2 separate regions of the Homo sapiens genome follow, and region 2 is linked to region 1. A link is a contact called in ENCODE Hi-C or POLR2A ChIA-PET data. All regions are on one chromosome and are shown on one strand. Each heading gives the region's core, a stretch centred on a gene start or an enhancer-like site at or near the end of the contact. The rest is flanking DNA. Distances are from core to core; before and after follow the strand shown.

What was found. A loop is a pair of places that touch in the nucleus more often than their neighbours do. ChIA-PET counts read pairs that join two places held with the same protein, here RNA polymerase II (POLR2A). Pooled maps may share reads with other maps.
Region 2: a loop to region 1 is called in a pooled map, with 2.7 times the contacts of the local background. The contact joins the promoter of LINC02569 here to the enhancer-like site in region 1. A Hi-C loop is called at or near these places in 6 of 50 pooled maps. POLR2A ChIA-PET finds 5 or more read pairs at or near these places in 10 of 52 experiments (A549, A673, GM12878 and 7 more).

Annotation. Positions count from the first base shown.
Region 1 is chr6:30,594,390-30,598,849 of GRCh38, reverse strand. No RefSeq gene overlaps it. Among named protein-coding and RNA genes, the nearest start is that of MIR877, 12 kb to the right of the region's middle. Within about 2 kb of position 1,354, at least 4 of the 41 ENCODE cell types and tissues checked have a DNase peak (open chromatin) inside an H3K27ac peak, as active enhancers do.
Region 2 is chr6:30,514,030-30,518,628 of GRCh38, reverse strand. LINC02569 (long intergenic non-protein coding RNA 2569) reads right to left here and starts at 2,363. Exons shown (of 2, transcript NR_149088.1): 1 at 2,018-2,363. RefSeq lists enhancers at 180-679, 3,782-4,559.

The DNA of each region.
Region 1 (4,460 bases), core at 105-2,604:
ATGGGACGATCACTTGAACCCAGGAGTTCAAAACTACCCTAAGCAACATAGGGAAACTCCATTTCCCCATTTCCGCGCCTGGCCTCCACTCTTAAACCAGAAATTAAAGCTGGGCGTGGTGGCTCACGCCTGTAATCCCAGCACCTTGGGAGGCCGAAGCAGTTGGATCACCTGAGGTCAGAAGTTCGAGACCAGCCTGGCCAACATGAAGAAACCCCATCTCTACTAAAAATACAAAAATTAGCTGGGTGTGGTTACTGGCGCCTGTTATCCCAGCTACTCGGAAGGCAGGAGAATCGCTTGAACCCAGGAGGCAGAGGTTGCAGACTGCACCACTGCACTCCAGCCTGGGCAACAAGAGTGAAACTCCATCTGAAAAAAAAAAGAAAGGATACATCACTCTGGGGGGAGTGTGTGTGGCAGATATGGGGCAGTTGAAGATATTAACATGTTTTAACATGTGGGTTGAGAATGGCGGTTTTCAAGTCTGTTAGCATTCATCAGGATCATCTGAAGAGCTTATTAGAAAACAAATCTGGGGCCGGGTGCAGTGGCTCATACCTGTAAACCCAGCACTTTGGGAGGCCAAGGCGGGTAGATCAGGAGGTCAGGAGTTCGAGACCAGCCTGACCAACATGGAGAACCCCCGTCTCCACTAAAAATACAAAAATTAGCCGGGCGTGGTGGCGCATGCCTGTAATCCCAGCTACTCGGGAGGCCGAGGCAGGAGAATTGCTTGAACCCGGGAGGTGGAGGTCGTGGTGAGCCGAGATCGCACCATTGCACTCCAGTCTGGGTAACAAGAGCGAAACTTGGTCTCAAAAAAAAAAAAAAAAAAAAGAAAGAAAAAAAAAAACAAATTTGGGTTGGATGCAGTGGCTTATGCCTGTAATCCCAGCACTTTGAGAGGCCAAGGCGGATGGATCACCTGAGGTGAGGAGTTTGTGACCAGCCTGGCCAACATGGTGAAATCCCATCTCTACTAAAAATACAAAAATTAGTCAGGCATGGTGGCTCGCGCCTGTAATCCCAGCTACTTGGGAGACTAAAGCAGGAGAATCACTTGAACCCGGGAAGTGGAGGTTGCAGTGAGCAGAGATCACACCACTGCACTTCAGCTTGGGTGACAGAGCCAGACTCCATCTCCATCTCAAAAAACAAAAACAAAACAAAAAGAAAAAACAGACAGATTGGGGGTAGGGTCCAGCAAAATTCTGATTTAGTAGGTCAGGATGGATCCCGAGATATGCATTTCTAACAAATTCCCAGTTGCTGAGGCTGCTACACTGCCCTGGAATACGTGTCTCAGCTGTATTTCCAGCATTGGCCACATGAGGGGGCAACAATGTTTTATCAGTATCTGAAAGGCCTCACTGCATGTAGGCCCAAAGTGGGTAGTTTTACCTTCCCCTTGCCCAGGCTTGGTGTGTGTGGGCGGAGGTGTTCAGGTCAGTCTGTTGTTGCTGTGTGCACTGGGAGAAGACCTGAGAAGACATAATCTAAGGACCAGGCTAGGGCGTGAAATACCAAAGAAGTATACAGCTCAAGTGAAAAAACCCAAACATGTCACAACCTAGTGGTCACAACTTTGTGTCTCTTTCTGCTTCCATTTACTGCCTGCTTCTCACCTTTCTTCTATCTCCTGCAACAAGCCACAAGAACCTTAAAAGAGAGCTTAAAGTTTTTACTGTATTTTAAGAATAAGCTCGGCCGAGCGCGGTGGCTCACACCTGTAATCCCAACACTCTGGGAGGCCGAGGCGGGCAAATCCCAAGGTCAGGAGATGGAGACCATCCTAGCCAACATGGTGAAACCCCGTCTCTATTAAAAATACAAAAATTGCCAGGCGCGGTGGCTCACGCCTGTAATCCCAGCACTTTGGGAGGCCGAAGCGGGCAGATCATGAGGTCAGGAGATGGAGACCATCCTGGCTAACAAGGTGAAACCCCTTCTCTACTAAAAATACAAAAACTTAGGTGGGTGTGGTGGCGGGTGCCTGTAATCCCAGCTACTGAGGAGACTGAGGCAGGAGAATGGCATGAACCCGGGAGGTGGAGCTTGCAGCGAGCAGAGATCGCGCCACTGCACTCCAGCCTGGGCGACAGAGCAAGACTCTGTCTCAAAAAAAAAAAAAAATTAGCCGGGAGTGGTGGCACGCACCTGTAGTCCCAGCTACTTGGGAGGCTGAGGCAGGGGAATCGCTTGAATCCAGGAGGCAGAGGTTGCAGTGAGCCGAGATAACGCTACTGCATTCCAGGATGGCGACAGAGCAAGACTCCGTCTGAAAAAAAAAGAAAGAATGAGCTCATTTTCTTTCAAATCATTTATGAAAATTCGGCCAGGCGTGGTGGCTCACGCCTGTAATCCCAGCACTTTGGGAGGCCGAGGCGCGTGGATCACCTGAGATCAGGAGTTCGAGAGCAACCTGACCAACATGGTGAAACCGTCTCTACTAAAAATACAAAAAATTAGCCGGGCGTGGTGACTGGTGCCTGTAATCCCAGCTACTCTGGAGGCTGAGGCAGAAGAATCGTTTGAACCCAGGAGGCGGAGGTTGCAGTGAGCTGAGATCGTGCCATTGCACTCCAGCCTGGGTGACAGCAAAATTTCATCTCAAAAAAAAAAAAAAAAAAAATTCAAAGAAACCTGTTTTTTTTTTTTAGACAAGTTTCACTCTTTTGCCCAGGCTGGAGTGAAATGGCACGATCTTGGCTCACTGCCCCCTGGGTTCAAGGATTCTCCTGCCTCAGCCTCCTGAGTAGCTGGGATTGTAGGCACCTGCCACCACGCCTGGCTAATTTCTGTATTTTTAGTAGAGATGGGGTTTTACCATGTTGTCCAGGCTGGTCTCGAACTCCTGACCTCAGGTGATCCACCCGCCTTGGCCTCCCAAAGTGCTGGGATTACAGGTGTGAGTCACGGCACCCGGCCTACCTGTTCCTTTTTACTTACGTAAAAACTTTAGATTATATAAAGAGAAGATTTTCCTTGTTTTTTGTTTTTTTGCAGGGGGAGAGAGGTTGAACATTTCATTCATTTCACTACAATGATGTTTCTTCACCAAGCCCTCCCTGCAGGCACTTTTCTCTCTACCGTTTCAGTCTGTTTTTCCTTTCTGCTTCCATTTTTTCCCTCTAAAATACCCTTGTGACATTCAACGTTCTCTTTCTGTCAATCCTTCCCCAGGTGCAACGGGGTCTATCTTCAATTCAGAATCATTATCCTATTTCTTTCATTCCTACTCCTGGGCAGTAGACCTAATGTTGAAAAATCACAAAATCCTACTATCTTAGCCCAGTACAAATTAATGTTAGCATTGATTCTACACTTACTGCTGCTCAGCAAACCTTTTTTTTTTTTTGAGACGAAGTTTTGCTCTTGTTGCCCAGGCTGGAGTCCAATGGCATGATCTCCGCTCACTGCAACCTCCACCTCCCAGGTTCAAGTAATTCTCCTGCCTCAGCTTCCTGAGTAGCTGGGATTACAAATGCGTGCCACTACTCCTGGCTAATTTTTGCATTTTTAGTAGAGACGGTGTTTTGCCAAGTTGGTCAGGCTGGTCTCGAACTCCTGACCTCAGGTGATCCGCCTGCCTCGGCCTCCCAAAGTGCTGGGATTACAGGCATGAGGCACCGTGCGCGGCCTACTCTTCTTGATTCTCTGGCACCAAAGCTTGGGAAAAAGTGAGTCCCATCCACTGTGAGCAACATTTTCCCTTCCCTTCACATGGAAATATCTGAGTCTACATTATCTCCCTTCCATTCCATTCTTAGATGAAGAGAATCTTCTTTCCAAAGTAATATTGAGCTGTTCTCCTGGCATCTCTTTTCCCTGTCTCCCCACACCCACTATTTGCCACCTAGCAGCCAGGAGCAATTTTGTAAAAATGAAAACTGAATCAGTTTGCACTCCTGGCTAAACAGAACCAATGGCCTCCCATTGCTCAGCCTCTCCTGATCACATCCCAACCTGCTGTCTATGCATATAAGGCCCCGTGTGTATTGGCGCATGCTCAAGTTCTCAGCTCCAGCCATTCCTTGACCATGTTCAGCTCTTTTCAGCCTCAGGGTCTTTGCACATTTTGGTCCCTTCCCTGAAGGCTCTTCCTTTCCTACCTTCAGGCTTTGGCTTTAATGAGGCTGAGGTGGGAGGATAACTTGAACCCAGGAGTCTGAGACCAGCCCGGGCAACAAAGCAAGACCTCTTTGCTACAAAAAAATTAAAAAATTGGCTGGGCATGTTGGTGGACACTTGTAGTCCCAGCTACTTGAGAAGCTGAGGTAGGAGGATCACTTGAGTCCAGAGGGTTGAGGCTGCAGTGAGCCATGATTGTGCCACTGCACTCCAGCCTGGGAAACAGAGGGAGACCACATCTCAAAACAACAAAAAACACATTTCTACGATGTTTACTGTGTACCACATATGTGCATCACTTGTAGGTAATAAGCTGTTTATAAATA
Region 2 (4,599 bases), core at 1,114-3,613, 81 kb after region 1:
TTTTATTCCCCCATCCGGCCCCACCCACATCCTGCTGATTGTTCTATTTTACAGAGAGCTGATTGGTCCATTTTACGGAGAGCTGATTGGTTCATTTTACAGAAAGCTGATTGGTCCGTTTTGACAGAGTGCTTATTGGTGTGTTTACAATCCTTTAGCTAGACACAGAGTGCTGATTGGTGAGTTTACAATCCTTTAGCTAGACACAAAAGTTCTCTAAATCCCCACCAGATTAGCTAGACACAGAGTGGTGATTGGTGCATTTACAAACTTTTAGCTAGACACAGAGTGCTGATTGGTGCGTTTACAATCCTTTACCTAGACACAGAGTGCTGATTGGTGTGTTTACAATCCTTTAGCTAGACACAGAGTGCTGATTGGTGCATTTACAATCCTTTAGCTAGACACAAAAGTTCTCCAAGTCCCCACCAGACCCAGAAGCCCAGCTGGCTTCACCTCTCAATGGCACTCCCGGGACTTTGCCGCGCCTAGTGGGGCACTCCGGCAGCCCAGAGGGCGCTCCTCCCCCACCCCCCCATCAAGCCCAGCAGGCGACGCCAACCTTGCCCCCAGTGCAGGGCCTGCCTAGCCCGCACCCACCCGGAACACCACTGGCCCGGGAGCACCACGCGCAGCCCCTGTTCCCACTGGCGTCTCTCCCTCCACACCTCCCCCCAAGCAGAGGGAGACGGCTCCGGCCTCAGCCAGCCCCAGAGAGGGGCCCCCACAGCACAGCAGTGGGCTGAAGGGCTCCTCGAGCCCGGCCAGAGCAGACACCGAGGCCGAGGAGGCGCCAAGAGCAAGCAAGGGCTGCTAGCAGGTTGTCACCTCTCAATGCCACTGCACTCTAGCCTGAGTAACAGAGCAGATCTGGTGTCAAAAAATAAAATAAAAAATAAAGAACGAGACCAGGCACGGTGGCTCACGCCTGTAATCCCAGCACTTTGGGAGGCTGAGGTGGGCAGATCACGAGCTCAGGAGTTTGAGACCACCCTGGCCAACATGGCAAAACCTTGTCTCTACTAAAAGTACAAAAATTAACTGGGCATGGTGGTGGGTGCTTGTATTCCCAGCTACTCAGGAGGCTGAGGCAGGAGAATCACTTGCATCTGGGAGGCAGAGGTTGCAGTGAACCCAGATCGCGCCACTGCACTCTAGCCTGGGCAACAAGAGTGCAACTTCGTCTCAAAAAAATAAATAAAGAAAAATAAAATGAAACCTCCAATTAAAAGGAGAAATTCAACCAGGTGCAGTGGCTCACGCCTGTATCCCAACACTTTGGGAGGCCAAGGTGGGTGGATCGCTTGAGGTCAGGAGTTCGAGACCAGCCTGACCAACATGGTGAAACCCCATCTCTACTAAAAATACAAAAAATTAGCTGGATGTGGTGGTGCACACCTGTAGTCCCAGCTACTCGGGAGGCTGAGGCAGGAGAATTGTTTAAACTTGGGGCGTGGAGGTAGCAGTGAGCCGAGATCACGCCATTGCATTCCAGCTTGGGTGACAGAGCGAGACTCAGTCACAAATAAATAAATAAATAAATAGGCCAGGTGCGGTGGCTCACGCCTGTAATTCCAGCACTTTGGGAGGCCGAGGTGGGCGGATCACCTGAGGTCAGGAGTTCGAGACCAGCCTGCCCAACATGGTGAAACCCCATGTCTACTAAAAATACACACACAGACACAAAATAGCCAAAATTAGCCAAAAAATTATAAATAAATAAAATAAAAAGATAAGTTGCACACTCAGGAGGCTGAGGCAGGAGACTCGCTTGAACCCAGGAGGTGGAGGCTGCAGTGAGCCGAGACCACGCCATTTCACTCCAGTCTGGGCGACAAAGCAAGACTCTGTCTCAAAAAAAAAAAAAAGACAAATTCAGCAGAAGCATTGCTTGAGTAACACGGAAACTCAGAACCAGGAAACTGAAGGCGGTTACTCCACATACATCTGGGGCAATAAGTGAGCTGTTCCAGCGCGGCTTACGCTGTGGGCGGAGGCGGGCAGGAAATTCACTTACAAGTCTGTGCCAGGAAACAGGAAGAAGGTGCCTCCTGTGATACAAGATACAGACGTAGTCTCCTATCCAGGAAACAGGGACAGAGCCGCAGACCAGATAAAGATACGACCAACATTTTTCATTAAATATTCTCAACGGATTATTTACATTTTTTCTAGAAAAGTAAAATTTAAACCTGAATACATTTGATAACTATGGAATGTGAGCATTCACGTATGCTTGTGACCTGGTTCCTCTACGCTTCAGGGGTCGCCCTGGTCCCAAAGCGCTTCCTGCCGCTCCCACTTCCTCTGTTTTCACCGGAGGGGCAGCCACAGTTCTCGGCTGAGAGAAACTCGGTCGTTCTGTTTACCTCGTGAATGATTGGCTACAGATCCCAGAGAGGAAATAGGGACCCACCCCTCAGTTGTTATGCAATCTGGGGCGGAGTCCGGGGTCCATAGCCTTTCTGAGGGTAACCTGAGCGGGAGAAGTTGTTGCGCCTGATCTCAAACAGCCTTTCGCACGGAAAAGGATTCCTAAAAGTGGGGTTACTCCTCCACAGCAATAGCGTCCTTAAAATAGGGGCTCCCGGCTGGGCGCGGTGGCTCACCCCTGTAATCCCAGCACTTGAGAGGCCAAGACAGGCGGATCACCTGAGGTTGGGAGTTCGAGACCAGCCTGAACAACATGGAGAAACCCCCTCTCTACTAAAAATACAAAATTAGCCGGGTGTGGTGGCGCATGCCTGTAATACAAGCTACTCGGGAGGCTGAGGCAGGAGAATCGCTTGAACCTGGGAGGCGGAAGTTGCGGTGAGCCGAGATGGCGCCATTGCACTATAGCCTGGGCAGCGGCAAGAGCGAAACTCCGTCTCAAAAAAAAAAAAAAAAAAAAAACTATATATCTATCTATCATCTATCTATCTATCTATCTATCTATCTATCTATCTATCTATCTAGGCTGCCGGTGAGGACGTGAGGCACGTGCCACTGAGCCACTGAGAATTTACCCCCCTGGGCAAGTCTGTGAGGCCAGGGCCCCTAGGGAAAAAAGCCTTTCCCAGATTTTAGGGCTCATATGCCTGCAGTGGGTTGGTAGGGATCGGGGAAGATGATGAGGTTGGGATAAGGAAGTGGTACCAATAGAAAGACTAAGCAAACCAAACCAAATCAAACTTTCCCCTTTCCATCCCTGTCCTCCTCTTTGCAATCCCATTTGGGTGGCTGAAGGCAGACCCTGACCAGAGCCATCCTTGCCGGCTTCTTTTGTCTTGCTCTGTGGGGAAACGAGTGAAGAAAAAAGCAGAAGGAAAGGCAAGTGAAATGGAGCCCTCTGTGAAGAACTACGACTAGGGTCACACAGAGCAAAATTCCTAGCCTTCCTTTGAGGAGTAGCCGTATTTCCATTTAAAAAGGACCCACTTTATGCAAGATTCAGGGCTGGGAATTGGTCCTTCCTGCCTCAAGAATTTCAAAGACTTCTAGAGGAGAGTGTCCAAAGACAGACAAGAAAGTGGCCAGTGCCCTGAAGAAAGTCAGGGGGTCCAGGGGAGTGTGAACCCTGAATATCTGAGACAGGTCTCAGTTAATTTAGAAAGTTTATGTTGTCAGGGTTGAGGATGTGTGTCGGTGACACAGCCTTAGGAAGTCCTGATGACATGTGCCCAAGTTGGTCAGGGCACAGCTTGGTTTTATACATTTTAGGGAGACATGAGACATCAATCAACATATGTAAGATTAACATTGGTTCGGTCTGGAAAGGCGGGACAACTTGAAGCAATGGTGGGACAACTCCAAGTGGCGAGGGGGCTTCCAGGTCATAGGTAGATAAGAGACAAATGGTTACTTTCTTTTGAGTTTCTTTTTTTTTGAGATGGAGGCTCGCTCCTGTTGCACAGGCTGGAGTGCAGTGGTGCGATCTTGGCTTGTTGCAACCTCCACCTCCCAGGTTCAAGCGATTCTCATTCCTCAGCCTCCCGAATAGCTGGGATTACAGGCATGTGCCACCACGCTGAGCTAATTTTTGTATTTTTAGTAGAGACGGGGTTTCACCATGTTGGCCAGGCTGGTCTCGAACTCCTGGCCTCGGGTGATCCATCCGCCTCGGCCTCCCAAAGTGCTAGGATTACAGGTGTGAGCCACTGTGCCCGGCCTCTTTTGAGTTTCTGATTAGCCTCTCCAAAGGAGGCAATCAGATAGCATTTATCTCAGTAAGCAGAGGAGTGACCGAATAGAATGAGACGTAGGTTTGCTCTCAGCAGTTCCCAACTTGACTTTTCCCTTTAGCTTAGTGATTTTCGGGCCCCAAGATTTATTTTCCTTTCACAGGTATCCCCTGTTCAGTTCAGACTGAACCTGAGGGGGTGTAGGGATGTACTCCAGGCTGGAGTGAAGTGGCATGATCTCGGCTCACTGCAACGTCTGCTTTCTAGGCTCAAGAGATCCTCCCAACTCAGCCTCCTGAGTAACTGGGATTTCAGGTGAGCACAACCATGCCCAGCTAATTTTTGTATTTTTAGTAGAGACGGGGTTTTGCCCTGTTTCCCAGGCTGGTCTGGAACTCCTGAACTCAGGTGATCCACCCACCTCGGCCTCCCAAAG